Linked DNA regions of Homo sapiens: all the other regions are linked to region 3. A link is an interaction called in ENCODE POLR2A ChIA-PET data of the cell type or tissue named here. Cell type or tissue: CD4-positive, alpha-beta T cell. All regions are shown on one strand. Each heading gives the region's core, and the rest is flanking DNA. Links, peaks and the distances in the headings are about the cores only.

Region 1 (6,627 bases), core at 838-5,837, 480 kb after region 3:
CTCTGTTTCCTCCTCAAAAGGCAGGAGGTCGGAAAGAATAAACAATGAGAGTCACATTAAAAACACAAAATCCTACGGAAATACTGAAGAATGAGTCTCAGCACTAAGGAAAAGCCTCCAGCAGCTCCTGCTTTCTGAGGGTGAAGGATAGACGCTGTGGCTCTGCATGACTCACTAGCACTCTATCACGGCCATATTCTGGCAGGGTCAGTGGCTCCAACTAACATTTGTTTGGTACTTTACAGTTTATTAAATAGATGTTTATATGGAGAAGCTCTCATTTCTTTCTCAGAAGAGCCTGGCTAGGAAGGTGGATGAGGCACCATATTCATTTTGCAGGTGAAATTCCTGAGATGTAAGGAGCTGCTGTGACTTGCTCAAGGCCTTATATCGAGTAAACGGTAGTGCTGGGGCTTAGACGCAGGTGTTCTGATTTATAGTTCAAAACCTCTATCAATGAGAGAGCAATCTCCTGGTAATGTGATAGATTTCCCAACTTAATGCCAACATACCATAAACCTCCCATTCTGCTAATGCCCAGCCTAAGTTGGGGAGACCACTCCAGATTCCAAGATGTACAGTTTGCTTTGCTGGGCCTTTTTCCCATGCCTGCCTTTACTCTGCCAGAGTTATATTGCTGGGGTTTTGAAGAAGATCCTATTAAATAAAAGAATAAGCAGTATTATTAAGTAGCCCTGCATTTCAGGTTTCCTTGAGTGGCAGGCCAGGCCTGGCCGTGAACGTTCACTGAAATCATGGCCTCTTGGCCAAGATTGATAGCTTGTGCCTGTCCCTGAGTCCCAGTCCATCACGAGCAGCTGGTTTCTAAGATGCTATTTCCCGTATAAAGCATGAGACCGTGACTTGCCAGCCCCACAGAGCCCCGCCCTTGTCCATCACTGGCATCTGGACTCCAGCCTGGGTTGGGGCAAAGAGGGAAATGAGATCATGTCCTAACCCTGATCCTCTTGTCCCACAGATATCCAGAACCCTGACCCTGCCGTGTACCAGCTGAGAGACTCTAAATCCAGTGACAAGTCTGTCTGCCTATTCACCGATTTTGATTCTCAAACAAATGTGTCACAAAGTAAGGATTCTGATGTGTATATCACAGACAAAACTGTGCTAGACATGAGGTCTATGGACTTCAAGAGCAACAGTGCTGTGGCCTGGAGCAACAAATCTGACTTTGCATGTGCAAACGCCTTCAACAACAGCATTATTCCAGAAGACACCTTCTTCCCCAGCCCAGGTAAGGGCAGCTTTGGTGCCTTCGCAGGCTGTTTCCTTGCTTCAGGAATGGCCAGGTTCTGCCCAGAGCTCTGGTCAATGATGTCTAAAACTCCTCTGATTGGTGGTCTCGGCCTTATCCATTGCCACCAAAACCCTCTTTTTACTAAGAAACAGTGAGCCTTGTTCTGGCAGTCCAGAGAATGACACGGGAAAAAAGCAGATGAAGAGAAGGTGGCAGGAGAGGGCACGTGGCCCAGCCTCAGTCTCTCCAACTGAGTTCCTGCCTGCCTGCCTTTGCTCAGACTGTTTGCCCCTTACTGCTCTTCTAGGCCTCATTCTAAGCCCCTTCTCCAAGTTGCCTCTCCTTATTTCTCCCTGTCTGCCAAAAAATCTTTCCCAGCTCACTAAGTCAGTCTCACGCAGTCACTCATTAACCCACCAATCACTGATTGTGCCGGCACATGAATGCACCAGGTGTTGAAGTGGAGGAATTAAAAAGTCAGATGAGGGGTGTGCCCAGAGGAAGCACCATTCTAGTTGGGGGAGCCCATCTGTCAGCTGGGAAAAGTCCAAATAACTTCAGATTGGAATGTGTTTTAACTCAGGGTTGAGAAAACAGCTACCTTCAGGACAAAAGTCAGGGAAGGGCTCTCTGAAGAAATGCTACTTGAAGATACCAGCCCTACCAAGGGCAGGGAGAGGACCCTATAGAGGCCTGGGACAGGAGCTCAATGAGAAAGGAGAAGAGCAGCAGGCATGAGTTGAATGAAGGAGGCAGGGCCGGGTCACAGGGCCTTCTAGGCCATGAGAGGGTAGACAGTATTCTAAGGACGCCAGAAAGCTGTTGATCGGCTTCAAGCAGGGGAGGGACACCTAATTTGCTTTTCTTTTTTTTTTTTTTTTTTTTTTTTTTTTTTGAGATGGAGTTTTGCTCTTGTTGCCCAGGCTGGAGTGCAATGGTGCATCTTGGCTCACTGCAACCTCCGCCTCCCAGGTTCAAGTGATTCTCCTGCCTCAGCCTCCCGAGTAGCTGAGATTACAGGCACCCGCCACCATGCCTGGCTAATTTTTTGTATTTTTAGTAGAGACAGGGTTTCACTATGTTGGCCAGGCTGGTCTCGAACTCCTGACCTCAGGTGATCCACCCGCTTCAGCCTCCCAAAGTGCTGGGATTACAGGCGTGAGCCACCACACCCGGCCTGCTTTTCTTAAAGATCAATCTGAGTGCTGTACGGAGAGTGGGTTGTAAGCCAAGAGTAGAAGCAGAAAGGGAGCAGTTGCAGCAGAGAGATGATGGAGGCCTGGGCAGGGTGGTGGCAGGGAGGTAACCAACACCATTCAGGTTTCAAAGGTAGAACCATGCAGGGATGAGAAAGCAAAGAGGGGATCAAGGAAGGCAGCTGGATTTTGGCCTGAGCAGCTGAGTCAATGATAGTGCCGTTTACTAAGAAGAAACCAAGGAAAAAATTTGGGGTGCAGGGATCAAAACTTTTTGGAACATATGAAAGTACGTGTTTATACTCTTTATGGCCCTTGTCACTATGTATGCCTCGCTGCCTCCATTGGACTCTAGAATGAAGCCAGGCAAGAGCAGGGTCTATGTGTGATGGCACATGTGGCCAGGGTCATGCAACATGTACTTTGTACAAACAGTGTATATTGAGTAAATAGAAATGGTGTCCAGGAGCCGAGGTATCGGTCCTGCCAGGGCCAGGGGCTCTCCCTAGCAGGTGCTCATATGCTGTAAGTTCCCTCCAGATCTCTCCACAAGGAGGCATGGAAAGGCTGTAGTTGTTCACCTGCCCAAGAACTAGGAGGTCTGGGGTGGGAGAGTCAGCCTGCTCTGGATGCTGAAAGAATGTCTGTTTTTCCTTTTAGAAAGTTCCTGTGATGTCAAGCTGGTCGAGAAAAGCTTTGAAACAGGTAAGACAGGGGTCTAGCCTGGGTTTGCACAGGATTGCGGAAGTGATGAACCCGCAATAACCCTGCCTGGATGAGGGAGTGGGAAGAAATTAGTAGATGTGGGAATGAATGATGAGGAATGGAAACAGCGGTTCAAGACCTGCCCAGAGCTGGGTGGGGTCTCTCCTGAATCCCTCTCACCATCTCTGACTTTCCATTCTAAGCACTTTGAGGATGAGTTTCTAGCTTCAATAGACCAAGGACTCTCTCCTAGGCCTCTGTATTCCTTTCAACAGCTCCACTGTCAAGAGAGCCAGAGAGAGCTTCTGGGTGGCCCAGCTGTGAAATTTCTGAGTCCCTTAGGGATAGCCCTAAACGAACCAGATCATCCTGAGGACAGCCAAGAGGTTTTGCCTTCTTTCAAGACAAGCAACAGTACTCACATAGGCTGTGGGCAATGGTCCTGTCTCTCAAGAATCCCCTGCCACTCCTCACACCCACCCTGGGCCCATATTCATTTCCATTTGAGTTGTTCTTATTGAGTCATCCTTCCTGTGGTAGCGGAACTCACTAAGGGGCCCATCTGGACCCGAGGTATTGTGATGATAAATTCTGAGCACCTACCCCATCCCCAGAAGGGCTCAGAAATAAAATAAGAGCCAAGTCTAGTCGGTGTTTCCTGTCTTGAAACACAATACTGTTGGCCCTGGAAGAATGCACAGAATCTGTTTGTAAGGGGATATGCACAGAAGCTGCAAGGGACAGGAGGTGCAGGAGCTGCAGGCCTCCCCCACCCAGCCTGCTCTGCCTTGGGGAAAACCGTGGGTGTGTCCTGCAGGCCATGCAGGCCTGGGACATGCAAGCCCATAACCGCTGTGGCCTCTTGGTTTTACAGATACGAACCTAAACTTTCAAAACCTGTCAGTGATTGGGTTCCGAATCCTCCTCCTGAAAGTGGCCGGGTTTAATCTGCTCATGACGCTGCGGCTGTGGTCCAGCTGAGGTGAGGGGCCTTGAAGCTGGGAGTGGGGTTTAGGGACGCGGGTCTCTGGGTGCATCCTAAGCTCTGAGAGCAAACCTCCCTGCAGGGTCTTGCTTTTAAGTCCAAAGCCTGAGCCCACCAAACTCTCCTACTTCTTCCTGTTACAAATTCCTCTTGTGCAATAATAATGGCCTGAAACGCTGTAAAATATCCTCATTTCAGCCGCCTCAGTTGCACTTCTCCCCTATGAGGTAGGAAGAACAGTTGTTTAGAAACGAAGAAACTGAGGCCCCACAGCTAATGAGTGGAGGAAGAGAGACACTTGTGTACACCACATGCCTTGTGTTGTACTTCTCTCACCGTGTAACCTCCTCATGTCCTCTCTCCCCAGTACGGCTCTCTTAGCTCAGTAGAAAGAAGACATTACACTCATATTACACCCCAATCCTGGCTAGAGTCTCCGCACCCTCCTCCCCCAGGGTCCCCAGTCGTCTTGCTGACAACTGCATCCTGTTCCATCACCATCAAAAAAAAACTCCAGGCTGGGTGCGGGGGCTCACACCTGTAATCCCAGCACTTTGGGAGGCAGAGGCAGGAGGAGCACAGGAGCTGGAGACCAGCCTGGGCAACACAGGGAGACCCCGCCTCTACAAAAAGTGAAAAAATTAACCAGGTGTGGTGCTGCACACCTGTAGTCCCAGCTACTTAAGAGGCTGAGATGGGAGGATCGCTTGAGCCCTGGAATGTTGAGGCTACAATGAGCTGTGATTGCGTCACTGCACTCCAGCCTGGAAGACAAAGCAAGATCCTGTCTCAAATAATAAAAAAAATAAGAACTCCAGGGTACATTTGCTCCTAGAACTCTACCACATAGCCCCAAACAGAGCCATCACCATCACATCCCTAACAGTCCTGGGTCTTCCTCAGTGTCCAGCCTGACTTCTGTTCTTCCTCATTCCAGATCTGCAAGATTGTAAGACAGCCTGTGCTCCCTCGCTCCTTCCTCTGCATTGCCCCTCTTCTCCCTCTCCAAACAGAGGGAACTCTCCTACCCCCAAGGAGGTGAAAGCTGCTACCACCTCTGTGCCCCCCCGGCAATGCCACCAACTGGATCCTACCCGAATTTATGATTAAGATTGCTGAAGAGCTGCCAAACACTGCTGCCACCCCCTCTGTTCCCTTATTGCTGCTTGTCACTGCCTGACATTCACGGCAGAGGCAAGGCTGCTGCAGCCTCCCCTGGCTGTGCACATTCCCTCCTGCTCCCCAGAGACTGCCTCCGCCATCCCACAGATGATGGATCTTCAGTGGGTTCTCTTGGGCTCTAGGTCCTGCAGAATGTTGTGAGGGGTTTATTTTTTTTTAATAGTGTTCATAAAGAAATACATAGTATTCTTCTTCTCAAGACGTGGGGGGAAATTATCTCATTATCGAGGCCCTGCTATGCTGTGTATCTGGGCGTGTTGTATGTCCTGCTGCCGATGCCTTCATTAAAATGATTTGGAAGAGCAGAGACTGTGCCTCTGTTTGACTGGGTTTGGTAGGAGTCATTTTCTGCTTGCTGGTGATCACTAGCTGGGCAGAGAAAAACCAAGGCATTTGTCTATGATGCTGTCCAGGAAGCCTCATTCAACAAGCTGCCTAAGTCAACCTCTTCTTGGAATAACCTCTAAAAGCTTCCGCTTAGCAGGCTATGCTGAGGGCCAGGAAAACCCACCTACCAGCTTGGACCCCTCCTCTCCCACTCTCATGCCACGCCACGGGACCACCCATAACAGGAGCCCACACACATGGGTGGCAGTGACCTGCGGCAGACAGGGACCACACAGCAAGTGTCCCCAAAATGCCACCCACTGTCTCCTGCCCTCCAGGAGCATTTCCTTTGCCTCTCCTCTCAGACTGGGTTTCCACTGAAACTGTGCATTGTCTCACAAATTCGTGGCTGGGGACCACCCACCACTCTGCTGCCTGATCCAGCCCCACGCCAGCCCTTTGAGGTGCCCAAGCTGACACCAGGAGCAAGGTTGAGAGGAAGCTGTGACCCCAGCAGGACTTTATGTTCCCACCATCCCGGATGTGAGAATGAGGAAAAAAGGAGATGAGCTGTCTCCCCACAAGCCCAGAGATTTGACCGAGGAGAGTAGAGGCCTCGAGCTCTCACCTAAGAGAAAAGACATGGGGCTTCCTGGGGTCCACAGCTCACTGCGCTCTCCCTCCTGAGACTCCTGCTGCCAGAGCACCTTTCCCCAGGGTCATGGATGCTGAGGGAAACACAACTTAGAGACCACTCCACCATCCACCCAGCAAGCACAGCTACCAAGACCCAAAGCTGAGGCTTACCAATGCCCAGGGTGGGAGGGGGTTCCATCCCTGAATAACTCCATGGTTCCCCTATGCGTCTGACCATCCCAGCCAGAAATACATAAATCATCTCAGCTACAATTCAGGCCTGCTTCTTTTCATAGGGATGAAGCTACAGGTTGAGTATCCCTTATCTGAAATGCTTGGTA
Region 2 (6,627 bases), core at 894-5,893, 74 kb before region 3:
ACAAGTATGCATGCACACACGTGGAGAAAAGCAAGAAAATAGTGACAATTGAATACTACCTGTAGTCTAGTTAGTGGTATTTGAACAATGTCAATTTCCTGGTATTTATATTGAATTTCAGTTATATACGATGTCACCACTGGAAGAGGCTATGTGAAGAGTACATAGGGTTCTATAAACTATTTTGGCAACTTGCCATGGATTTATAATAATTTCAAAACAAATACAGTACTATAGTTTCAAAAATTGCATTCTTTACTCTCACCACCAATTTTATCAGTAAAACCGCTAAGAGTTGGGAAGGTGTGAAGCCGATGGTAGTGGATGCAAATTTTCCAAAATTCTAATTTTCACTTGGAAGCTCAAATATTATCATGGGTGACAACCACTATTAGTTGTTTTCCTCAAAATGGCAGGCTCACATTTTATCATTTTCAAGAACATACCTTCCAACTACCCAAATCTGCTGTTCTGTCACTCATGCCTTCAAGTAAAAAAAAAAAAAAAAAAAAAAAGTTCTATGAGAAACAGCTAGTTTAGCTCACAACTCAAACAATACTCCAGTGTCTTTCTCTCTTGAGGCACCACCGTGTTAGTACACCACAGATGAACTTTATGCATACGTCCTATGTCATCACACAGAATATTTAAACGGTGTACTCTCAAGGGTCAAGATTTAATTTAAAAAATTTTGCTTCTACATCTAGGACATTGTTGAGTAAAATCTTTTTCTCTTGCCAGTGTGGTGGTAATGATTATGTACAATGACTACTAGAATATTTTGGGTTCATTTATTTTACCTGTGTTAAAACATCAGCAATTGCATTTGCTTCATCAGTGTAAATGTCAACACAGTGAAAGACTCAAGTAATATCAGCACTATTATAAAAATAGTTTTATTCTACCTCACAGTTTTAACTCTATCTCACAGTTTTCCCAAGAGGTCAGCAATATTTCTGGTTACTTTTTGCAGATACAGCTAAATACATACAAATATTAAAAGTACTATATTCTTGACCTCCTCATTGTGAGACATTAGACACATCATTTAATTTCTTTGAACCAGGGTACATCTTTTAACTACTATTCTAAATTTGCTCACAGACTGTTTCAAAATTATCTGGAAGAGAGCAGACAGATTAAAATTTCAGTTTGTTAAATAACACTGGTTCTTTGCTCAAAAAGCTTTCATATGTCTTTATTTCGCACTGAAAAACATAAAGATTTATTTTGGCAGTCATCTGACCCAGACCCTTCCTCTAGACTTATGTCTTGGAACCCTCCAATCTACATATTGCTCTAGCCAGCAATCTCTTCTTCTCATTTCTTTTTTTCCTTTCTCTGTTCTCCTGTCTTCTCATCTTTCCCATCTCTCTCTCTGTTTTACACACAAAATACCTTAAAATCAATTTTTGGGAACATTTATAAAATACTCTAGAAGATTCTTGCTATTCTTTTTGACTGCTCTGCATCAGGACCCATTTTCTTATAACAATAATAATTTTTCAGTCACTAATGAATGTCAGGCACTGTGCTAAATGACATTTTATGATCTCATCGTTAACCTTCAACAGCTCTGAAAAGGTAGTATTATTATTTACTCATGATCCATGTTCTACAGCCAAGATAATGTAGGCACAGAAGACAGAAACAGCTACTGAACTGATAGATGTAAACCTGACTTCGATGGCCTGACTATAAAACTTCCTCTCTTCCTGGACCCGCCTGCCTCCTGCCATAGAAACTAAAACTTCTAGGTATTCACTGCTATGGGCTGAACTGTGTTTCCACAAAATGTGGACGTAGAAGCGCTAACCCCCAGTACCTCAGAACATGACTCTATTTGGAGACAGAACTTTTAAAGGTAAAGTTAAAAGGTGGTCTTGAGGGTAACCACTAATTTAATAAGACTGGCATCCTTAAGAGGAGATTGGGACAGATAGCACAGGCAAAGGGATGACCATGTGAAGACACAACAAGAAGGCAACCATTTATGAGTCATGGAGAAAGGCCTCAAAAGAAACTAAACCTGCCAGCACTTTGACCTTGAAATTGTAGTCCCTAAAATCATGAGAAAATAAATGTTTGTTGTTTAAGCCATGCAGTCTGTGATACTTTGTTATGGGAGCCCTGGTAAACTAATACAGCCTACTGGTTAGGCTTGATGTGGGCACATGGCTTGGGCTCCAACAATTAGATGAATTGTTCCCTAACTTTCACTCAGGAGTTACTTTTGCAAAAAAACAAAAACAAAAAACAAACAAAAAATGAGTAAGAGTTTCCTTTTTGAGAGTGGTGGTAATTGCAACAAGGTGGACATGAGAGTTTACAGGCTACAAGGCAGTGGAATTGTAGCTGCATACATTGTCCTGCGTGAACAGTCTTGCATAAACTACGGGCAGTATCTGGAGCTCAGGAAAGGAGCCAGTGGGATACTCAGAGGAGTGCTTCTCCAGAGTGATTTTCTGTACTGCTGCTGACTTCATAGCTTTTGAGTTCAGTTCTCTGACCCTACTGGAGATTCTGAGGTAAATCCAGTATTCATTAATTTATTCCTTTTCTACTTAATTTAGGCAGAGTCCATTTCTGTTGCCCATCAGTAAAAACCTTGACTTGTATATAATCTCATTCCAGGGAAAATTTTTTAAAAGGAAGCTCGTAGGTACATGATCAGAGGTCATAGTAACTACAGGGAATTTAACAGTGCTTCTCAGAGGTAGTCTGAAAATATTGAGCACCAACTGTCTTTCGTAGTTGAGTTCTTACCTGAATTGAAATGTATCTGTTCCTATTCTAAGTTAGAATTAGATTTCAATAAAGGCAGAGACTGGAATAGCTTTGTAATTTCTTCTGAGTCAGCTCTGAACACACGTCCTGATGGCAGCAGGATGATGTTACGATCACAAGAGGGCAGTGCCTCCCTCTCCTCAGACTAACTTGGCTTTAAATCAGCCTATCTGCATTGAAAGGAAAGGACTGAGCTTGCCTGTGACTGGCTAGGGAGGAACCTGAGACTAGGGGACAGAAAGACTAGGGATTCACCCAGTAAAGAGAGCTCATCTGTGACTGAGGAGCCTTGCTCCATTTCAGGTCTTCTGTGATTTCAATAAGGAAGAAGAATGGAAACTCTCCTGGGAGTGTCTTTGGTGATTCTATGGCTTCAACTGGCTAGTGAGTTGGGGATTTTGGTGATGGGAATGGCAAGACCAAATTTTAGAGCCCACAGGGCTGAGGGGTGAAGTGTTCTTATTAATTTGGAAATGTAATTTGAAAATGTAATGACTGACTCCTGGTCCCGGACCTGTGTTTCTGCCTAGGGGTGAACAGTCAACAGGGAGAAGAGGATCCTCAGGCCTTGAGCATCCAGGAGGGTGAAAATGCCACCATGAACTGCAGTTACAAAACTAGTATAAACAATTTACAGTGGTATAGACAAAATTCAGGTAGAGGCCTTGTCCACCTAATTTTAATACGTTCAAATGAAAGAGAGAAACACAGTGGAAGATTAAGAGTCACGCTTGACACTTCCAAGAAAAGCAGTTCCTTGTTGATCACGGCTTCCCGGGCAGCAGACACTGCTTCTTACTTCTGTGCTACGGACGCACAGTGTTCCCCAGGAACCTGCAGCCTCTACGCAAACCCTGCCAAAGCAGCTTCTTAGAAGCCCTAATAGTGGGTAGAATTAGTGGTTATGTCTTTCAGTCAAGAAGAGTCTACAAACAGCTGGCAAAGTAAAAGGGGAACTCTTTCAAATTCGTGATTTTTTAAAAAGCATCTTGGACTAGGGGAAAAGGCATGAAATTTGGAACAGGAAATGGAAATGCCAGGCTCAGTTCTGCTAATCCTGGCTACATAGGGACATTGTCAGTGTAGCAGCCTTCAATTTCCTCACTTGAAATAAAGGATATGGATCAATGAGCCCAAAATATTACTTAATCCCTAATTTTATTAGGGAAAAAAATCACTGGGCACTTGTGGAAGAGGAGGAAGGCTGCACAGTTTTAGAAGGTCTCATTTGTCCTATGTGCAGCCCTCCCAAGACATCAGTGGGTCTTTAAGGTGCATGAGGTGGCTCTTAGGTTCCTCTAATTCTTGTATAAGAAGCAGTAGATTCATTAAGCATTAGAATTGGAAGAGGTCCTAGGACTCTCAACCAAGCTTTTCATTTTAGAGCTGAGGAGTAAAACCATTGCATAATAAGACAGACAATTTTCTGAATCTTTGGAGTGATAGTGACAAATATCTGGATCTGATTTCACCATTTATTAGTTGTATGATTCCCAAGCTTCAATGTCTCTATTAGGCAAAATGGGAATTTATAAGAAAGTAACAACTTTTCCCCATCCAAAGGAGAGATAGGTGTTTGACACTACCAGGTCCTAAAACGCTGTGTTTTGAAAGCAGGCATTTTTAGTACCAAATACATAACAGTTTTTCAGCTATTTATTCTTGCTCCTACTGAGAAATAAATACTGACTATAGTTTTCTTGACACAGTTTAGATACTACTGAAAATGTGTTTGTGGAGAAAATTAGAGCATTTGTATTTAGGTTCATGCTTTGGTGAGAAAAGTGGGGGAGGGCAGGGAAAGGTTGTGTCAGACCTTGACCCATTAATATTAGCTGTACCAGAATCACTAGAGTATCTTTGAAGATCTGGACTATTAAGCTCAATTCTGGCTTACTCAATCAGCCTCTGATAAAGTGATGAATTTCAATTGTAATGAATATCTTCTATATATGTAAGAGATTGGCTCAGGTTCACATTTAAAAAACCCAAACAATAATGTTTGTAACAAGATTGACGAGTTTTTTTCCACATAAAGGAGCTCTGTAATATTCAGGGCTGGTGCTGTAGCTTCATCATGTTACAAAGGAACTAGGGTCTTTCTAGCTTACTGTTTTTCACTCTTAATGTGTCACTCTTTTTTTTACACTTTCAAGAGACTGATAGAGATCCTTCCACTTTATACACCTTCCAGACTGAAAGAAGGAGAAAGTCAAGGGCACATGTACATGCTGGCTGAGTCAGTCTTTTCCAGAAGCTCCGCCCAATGGCTTCTGCTTACACTCATTTGCTAGAGTGGTATTCGATGTTTCCACCTCCTCCTATCTGCAAGGGAGGCTAGAATATCAGGATTATTATCTAAGTATATTTCTATTCACAGCAAAATTTGGGTTCTATTAGTAAAAAAAATAGGTGATGATGGACATTTTACAGACAATTAGAAGTTTCTGCCAGACCCTCAGTTTAGGACATATTAGGACTCATAATATTTTTGGTTCATAGTTATTTTTGAATTACCATATCCAATGTATTTTCAAGTTCTATTGAGTGTACCACCTACTAAGTTTTCCAGAAGACATTACAACCTCTATAACCTAATTCACCTCCACACCCAAATTTAAAATTCTCCCTAATCGCTTACTCCTCTGCCCCCAGCAAGCTTGACAGACCCCATCACTTCTCAGTATAGTGCTTTGTACACAGTGAGGGTGACCTTTTCAGAGTGCAAATTTGACCATGTCAACCACCTGGGTCCTCACTGGTTCTTAGAGTAGAAAAAAAATTGCTTCATGTGATTTACAAAACCCTCCATGATTTAGACTCTTAATACCTCTCCAGTATCTTTCCACAATAAGCTCCTAATTTATCTTTTTCTTCAATACTGGTCCTATCTACGTTTCTTGAATGCACTTTGTTTATCTTATATAACCCCCTCAAAGCAATTTTAGGATACATTCTTACTCTTTTTAAAAAATTATTTTCTCTTCCCTTGAGAGTAGAGCCCAGTAAATGCCTACTTGTTCTCATACGTCTGTTCAAGAGTCAGTAATAGAAGAAAGCTCAATACGCTTTCTTAGAATTGTGGACCACTGCCTTTTTAAATGGGCAGTTTCTCCTTTTATTTCTTTATTTAATTAATAATTGTCTCTATTATTACTCTATGTGCTCCTTAAGGGCAGGGACCATTATCTGTGCTGCTCAGCCTTGAATCTGTAACACCAAAGTAACTTAAGCACTAAGATAATCAATTTTTCCTCTTCTTTCTTCCTATTAATTTATTTAATATAATATCTTTATTTTAAGCCTCCTCTAAGAGTTAAAATAATGTTGTAGTAAAAGAACACACAAGAGGTCGGGCGCAATGGCTCACGCCTGTAATCCCAGCACTTTGGGAGGCCGAGGAGGGCGGATCACGAGGTCAGGAGATCGAGACCACCCTGGCTAACATTGTGAAACCCCGTCTCTACTAAAAATAAAAAAAAATTGGCAGGGCATGGTGGCGGGCACCTGTAGTCCCAGCTATTCGGGAGGCTGAGTCAGGAGAATGGCGTGAACCCGGGAGGCAGAGCTTGCAGTGAGCCGAGATCGCGCCACTGCACTCCAGCCTGGGTGACAGAGCGAGACTCCGTCTCAAAAAAAAAAAAAAAAAAAGAAAGAACACACAAGACAATAGGGCTGAGTTTTTCAAACTATAGTCCATGGGTATTTGGAATTGTATGAATAAATTGTTGGTGTATAATGGGGGTCAGAAAACTATGGCCTAGTGTTCAAAACAACCTGCCACCTATTTTTGTAAAGTTTTATTGCAAAATAGCCATGCTCATCTATTTACACATTGCT
Region 3 (6,627 bases), core at 748-5,747:
TGAAAAATTGTGTTAGTGGTTTTTTAGGTTACAGATTGTGCCCGGTCCTGAGTGACAGAGACAGTCCGTGTTCTTCAGTACATTTGCGTGTGTGTGTGTGTCTGTGTGATTGAGTGGCCCTGTAAAATATGAGGCTCTGGGCAGGGCTCTTGCCTGAGTCTAAGGGTCATACTGTCCACAACCTTGCTCATCTTCTGTCCTTCTTGTATTTAAAACAAAGGGTCACTTTTCAAAGTTTGCCATCTTTGCTTTTGTTACTCTCCAGTCTCGTCACCTCCACAGAAGGCATGTAGCATCACATCCCCCATCAAGTCACATCCTGTAATAGAAGTTTGACATAATTGTTACTGTCTTGGTGCTCATGTGGTGTTTAAGGATGCTTTTTAAAAATGATATCCTGTAAACCTTTATTACATTCAGAGAGATGTTTGTCTCCTCACTATATCACAAGCTCTCTGAAGGAAAAACCGTATCCAATTCATTTTTTTTTTTAATTTCCAAGGTCTCAAACACTCTTAAATATATTGACTTAACTATAACTGAATCAAATTGGTGAGCTCATATTTTTTCAGTTCATACGTATGAATTAAATGGATGTTCTAATTACATAAAATTACATTTAAAGTATTTATCTTCATAAAAGCCACCGTGGGGTCTCATGGCCCTATTTATGGTACTCTCCATTCTGTGGACACTTCTGTTGTTTCATGTCAACCCACAGGTACAGCCCTAGGAAAAGACAGCTGGGCTGAGCTGTCCATATATGCTGAGGAAGATGTAGTCTTTCTCAAGGTTTAGCACGTCAGGAGGCATATAGGCTTCTCTTAAATTGAGGGACGGCTCTGAAGGATCTAGTAGTGAATAGTTGTTGAAAGATTTGAGAAATATATTGAGTATAAGGATGAGGGCCAGTAAGAGTAAAGAGGGAAGAATAATTATGTGCAAGGACAAACTAAATCATTATCAGCACATAAGAAACATATTTTTGCTGAGTATTCTTTTCAATTGTAGCTCTGTCCTCTAAAACAAGATAAATGACATATGAATATTCAAGTTCTAGGTTATATTTGAAATGCATATATATATACCTATATTTAAATTTTTGTCTTTATATTATTATCTTTATCTGTATCTATCAGAAAATCCTGGATCAAACAGAATCATATACAGCAAAAGGGAAAGTGGAGAATTCCAAAGAAGGGAATTCGGATTTTAAAAAATTTTTATTTCCTAAGATTTCCTAAGAAAAAAATATGAACTTTTATTTCACAGGTCCAAAATTATTTCTAAACTGTTGAAAGCCATCTTTTCTTTAGTATTCTTCTGTCCCTTTCATGTAACTAGAACCCCCTACCCTCAACCAAAAATAAATAAATAAATAGATAAATAAATAAGTAAATAAATAAAAGAGAGAGAGAGAAAAGGAAGAACATGGAAACAGAAGGTAATGATAGGAGAAAGTGGAAGGAAAAAAGGAAGACAGAAAAAAAAAGAAAAAAGATTTACTGGACTGTAAGATAAGCTATAAAGGAAGTTTGTATAAAATAAGAATTAGAAAAATAAAACATATTGCCCATCCAGGGTAATACGTAGAAAAAAATTTGAATTGATCTTATTTTTTCTCTCACAATTTACAGTCTTACTAGGGTCATTTCTTATAACAATATTTACCACAATTCTTGATTATTTCAGAGGAGTCCTAATCCACACTTTTCATATATTCTAATAATAAAAATTATTACATATATAATACATAACATGTATGTTCTTATTACTTTACATGACTGGAATGACTTTCACCTAAATTGGCTAATAAAGACCTTCTTGTCAGAACACATTCTTGTTTTGGGGGTTTAAAATGTGGACACTCATTCTGTGATCCTCTCCAGGCTCGAATTAGTATTACAGTTGAGGCACGTTGTCCTCCCGAGGAGGCCCCTCCCTTTCCTTCTCACAGGATCTTTCACATTCTTTACTATATCCAGAATTATTAGAAAACATCCCTCAGGTTACGGAATAATGACCTTTCTTTTTCCCTTCCACTCCACCCCTTTCCACCCCGGCTCTCAGCCAGGTTTAAGTCGGCGGGTGGGGCTTCCTGTCACAGAACGCTGTTTAAAAACTCAGTAGCATCTGGGCGTGAGCAGGCTTTGTCGGGTGGAGCTGATTGGTTGCAGGAGCAGCAACAGTTCCAGAGCCAAGTCATGACACCGACCTCCCCAAGGTTTAGTTAAATATATCTTATGGTGAAAATGCCCGGAGCAAGAAGGCAAAGCATCATGAAGAGGATATTGGGAGCTCTGCTGGGGCTCTTGAGTGCCCAGGTTTGCTGTGAGTTGGGGCTGTCCAAGGTGGGAATCTGAAAGGATTTAGCAGCTGCAGCCTTGTTGAGGGGAGGAAGGGCAAGGAGTTAAAAAGTCATGCAGTCTTTCTATTCACACAACCTGTGGGGGCATTTTCAGGATTCTTCAGATGTTAAACTGCCCATCACCTATGACTTTTTCTCCATTTCTGACCAGGTGTGAGAGGAATACAAGTGGAGCAGAGTCCTCCAGACCTGATTCTCCAGGAGGGAGCCAATTCCACGCTGCGGTGCAATTTTTCTGACTCTGTGAACAATTTGCAGTGGTTTCATCAAAACCCTTGGGGACAGCTCATCAACCTGTTTTACATTCCCTCAGGGACAAAACAGAATGGAAGATTAAGCGCCACGACTGTCGCTACGGAACGCTACAGCTTATTGTACATTTCCTCTTCCCAGACCACAGACTCAGGCGTTTATTTCTGTGCTGTGGAGCCACAGTGCTCCCCAGGCACCTGCGGCCTGTACACAAACCCTCATCCGGGCTCGGTTCCTCTACCAGTAACAACCACATCACGAGGCCACCGCAGCAGCATTTTGCACAGCTTAATATTCCTTTTGTACATAGGTAGAGTTTTAACCGTAGATTCTTTTTGGCTCTACAGGTTTGAGACTTTGGTCTTTATTTTCCCTTTTCAATACACACCTCCTCCTACCCTATAAATATCTAACTTGGAAGGAGTAGAGTAGCTGATAAGAGGACAGAATCAAAATAAATATTTAAGTGACAGTATGCAGGACTCCAAAAGGGTAAAAAGTAAAAAGAATAAAAAGAAAAGAAACACCATTCCAATAAGCATGTTGTTAGACATTAGTTAGACAGTGATCCAGCTTAGTTGTGTGTCTCAAGCACATTCAGGTCTACCTCACCACATTATGTACCAACAGACAAGGGCAAATATTTGCATACTATCCCACTAGTGCAGCAAAGTAAAATTTCTTTAAATATTCACATATTGATAAATAGCTGTGGAGAAAAAACTTTAAAATGTTATGTTCCCATATGTGTTTTTCAGGCTTGTTGTATAACCTAGAATATGATCTATCCTGGAAAATATAACCATGCATGATTGAGAAGAATGTGTAATCTGATCTTGGGTAGATAGATGTCTGTTAGGTCTACCTGGCTTTTGTGTTGTTCAAGTCTTCTATTTCCTTGTTGGTATTCTATTTGTCCTATCTATTATTGAAAGTGAGGTATTGAGTCTTCACCTGTTATTCTTGAATTTTCTGTTTTTCCCTTCAATTCTGTCAGTTTTTGTGCATCATGTATTTTGGGATATGTCATTAGGTGCATATATGTTTATAACTGATATATTCTTAATGGATGCCCTTTTATCATTATAAAATTTCCCTTTTTATCTCTAGTAACATTTTTTGGTTTAAAGTATACTTTGTCTAATAATAATGTAGTGACTCCAGTCATATCTTTTCCTATCCTTTTACTTTCAACTTATTTGTATCTTTGTATCTAAAGTGTGTCTCTGACAGTGTATAGTTGTGTGTGTGTGTGTGTGTGTGTGTGTGTGTAGCCATTCTGATAATCTCTACTTTTTGATTGGATTGTTTAATCCATTAACATTTAATGTTATCATTGATATAGATTATATCTGGCATTTTAATTTTATTTTCTTTCTGTCTTATGTCTTTTTTGTTCCTCTGTACCTCCTTAACTGCTTTCCTTTGCATTAGGTGAATATTTTATAGTATAATATTTTCATTCCTTTATTTTTTTCACTATGCTTTTTCAATTATTTTCTTGGTGGATGTTTTAGTACTTACAATATATATACATCTAAACTTGTCAGAATTCACTTCAGACTTTATGCTAACTTAACTCCAATGGGATTTTCAGATGTCACTTCTATATAGGTCTATTTCTTATTCCCTTTATTATTGTTATTCACATTATATGTATATATGTTACAAACAATAGGTTATTATAATTTTTATATAATTTTATAATTATTTCTTTATATAATCTTATGTTTTATAAGCTGAGAAGGAAAAAAGGAAAGCAAATATATATTGAAGTGTTTGTTGTTAACCTTCTTACTTATCATTTCTGGGTCTCTTCATTTGTTCCTGTGCACTTAATCATAGCCAAAAGGTCAAGAAGTGATCATTTGTTCCTGTGGATTCAAGTTGCCATCTGGTGTCACTGTCTTACTCCAATATAGTTTTGCAATCTGCCTTCCTCCTTTATTCTTTTATTATCAAATATGTTACATTCCTGTAAGTCCAATAATATAATTATATATGTATTGTTTTATACAGTAGTTATTTAAATCAGTTAATAGTAGAAAGGGGATAAATATGCAGTCACACTATCTTTTTAGTAAGTGTGTGGATGCAAATTACTGTTTGAAGTCCCTTGCTCCCAGCCTGAAGATCTTCCTTTATTATTGCTTGAAGGTGAGTCTGCTTGCAATAAATTCTCTCAGTTTGTATTTATCTAGGAATGTCTTTATTTTACCTTCATGTCTGAAAGATACTTTTGCTGAATATAGGATCTTCATTGATGGTATATTTCTTTCAGCACTTTGAATATATCTTCCCACTGCCTTCTAGCTCTGTTGTTTTTGTTGAGAAGTCAGCTGTTAATTTTATTGAGTTTCTCTCATAAATATTTGATTTTCTCTTTCTACTTTGAAGATTCTATTTGTCTTTTAACATTTTTGCTATGATGTGTCTGAGTGTGGATCTCTTTGCATTCATTTTACTTAGAGTTCACTGAGCTTCTTAGATGAGTAGATTAATGCTTTTTTGAATCTGGGAATTCTCAGCCATTGTTTCTTCAAATTTTTTTGTTCCTTTTTCTTCCTTTCCTTTTTCTGGTACTCTCACTATGCGTATATTGGTGTGCTTAATGATGTACCACGTTTCTCTGAGTCCCTGTTTATTTTTCTTTATTCTTTTTTCTGTCTGTTTTTCAGATTGCATAATCTCTGTAGATGTATCTTTAAGTTCACTGATTCCTTGTTCAGGGAGCCCGAACCTACTGTTTGACCCTCCAGTCAATTTTTTTATTTGGTTATTGCACTTTCCCAACTCTAGAATTTCTATTTTGTTCCTTTCATAAAAAAATAATTTTTACCACTTTATAGATATTCTCTGGCTGATAAGAAGTCATCATCATATCTTTTTTACTTCCCTCAGCATGGTTTTATTTCTTTGAGCATACTTAAAACAGCTATTTTGAAATTTTTGTCTGTGAAATCCAACATCTAAGTCATAGAAAAGGAAGTTGCCATTACCCAATTTATTTCTCTTGTGTAAGAATCACACTTTCCTGTTTGGGGTATATCTTATAATTTTTTGTTTTAAACTAGACATTTTAGATAACATATTATATTAGTTTTCTATGGCTGCTCTTATGGGTTGAATTGTGTTTCTCAAAATTCAAGATGAAATCCTAACTCCCAGTACCTCAGAATGTGACCTTATTTGAAAATAGGGTCATTGCAGATGTAATTAGTTAAGATAAAGTCATAAGAATGGACCCTAATTGTGATGGTTAATGTTAGGTGTTATGTTGATTGGACTGAAGGATGCCTGGATAACTGGTAGAGCATTGTTTCTGGGTGTGTCTGTGATGGTGTTGCCAGAGGAGATTGACATTTCAGTCAGTGAACTGGGAGAGGAAGACCCACACTCTTTGTGGGTGGGCACCATCCAATAGGCTGCGCAGCTACAACAAAGCAGGTGAAAGAAGGTGGGAGGCTTCTGGCTGCCTACTTTCTCCCATACTGGAGGCTTCCTTCTGCTTCTCTTGTCCTTGCGTTCCTGGACCAAACTGAGGTTTGGGCTGCTATTTTTTTACAGACAAATAACGAGATGCAGATGAACTGGGGAGGAAGAGAGTTTTTATTTCTGTAGTCAGTTACAGGGACATGGCCCGGAAATTATTGCCAGACTAACTCAAAATTACAAAGTTTTTTCAGAGTTTTATATACCTTCTAAGTTATATGTCTACATGTAAGTGTGCATTCATTTAAAGACATAAATGATTAACTTCTTTTAATTTATAACTAAGGTCTGAGTCCTGAAGACCTTCTTCTAGAGTCTCAGTAAGTTTATTTAACCTAAATGGGTTTAGGTGCTGGGGTGATTAGCCTTATCTGGTCTTCTGCCAAATCACAGAGGTTTGGGGAGTTCCTTCAGACCTCCAATAAATGTGTTTGTGGAGGCCTAGCGAGTTTCTTCAGACCCCCTATAAAACTTGTTTAATCCTAAAGAGGCCCTGTTAAGAATTACTCCTTTAT

What was found. Peaks named below come from ENCODE experiments on the same cell type or tissue, not always from the same donor. Only the 100,000 strongest peaks of a DNase experiment are listed, where the experiment ranks them.
Region 1: POLR2A ChIA-PET joins it to region 3 with 5 read pairs; 4 of 35 experiments call an interaction of 5 or more read pairs at or near these places.
Region 2: POLR2A ChIA-PET joins it to region 3 with 5 read pairs; 3 of 35 experiments call an interaction of 5 or more read pairs at or near these places.

The regions. Positions count from the first base shown.
Region 1 is chr14:22,546,527-22,553,153 of GRCh38, forward strand. It overlaps TRA and TRAC. Among named protein-coding and RNA genes, the nearest start is that of LINC02332, 7.2 kb to the right of the region's middle. RefSeq lists enhancers at 3,741-3,880, 3,971-4,050, 4,061-4,220, 4,311-4,360. In CD4-positive, alpha-beta T cell, for the core only: no CTCF peak of the experiment used is centred there; DNase peaks (open chromatin) are centred at 2,045, 3,695, 4,545, 5,305 and 3 weaker places; H3K4me3 peaks cover 3,732 bases; H3K27ac peaks cover 4,859 bases.
Region 2 is chr14:21,994,567-22,001,193 of GRCh38, forward strand. It overlaps TRA and TRAV17. Among named protein-coding and RNA genes, the nearest start is that of OR4E1, 320 kb to the left of the region's middle. In CD4-positive, alpha-beta T cell, for the core only: no CTCF peak of the experiment used is centred there; DNase peaks (open chromatin) are centred at 2,935 and 5,045; H3K4me3 peaks cover 2,073 bases; H3K27ac peaks cover 259 bases.
Region 3 is chr14:22,068,411-22,075,037 of GRCh38, forward strand. It overlaps TRA and TRAV22. Among named protein-coding and RNA genes, the nearest start is that of OR4E1, 400 kb to the left of the region's middle. In CD4-positive, alpha-beta T cell, for the core only: no CTCF peak of the experiment used is centred there; DNase peaks (open chromatin) are centred at 2,141 and 2,841; H3K4me3 peaks cover 1,478 bases; H3K27ac peaks cover 590 bases.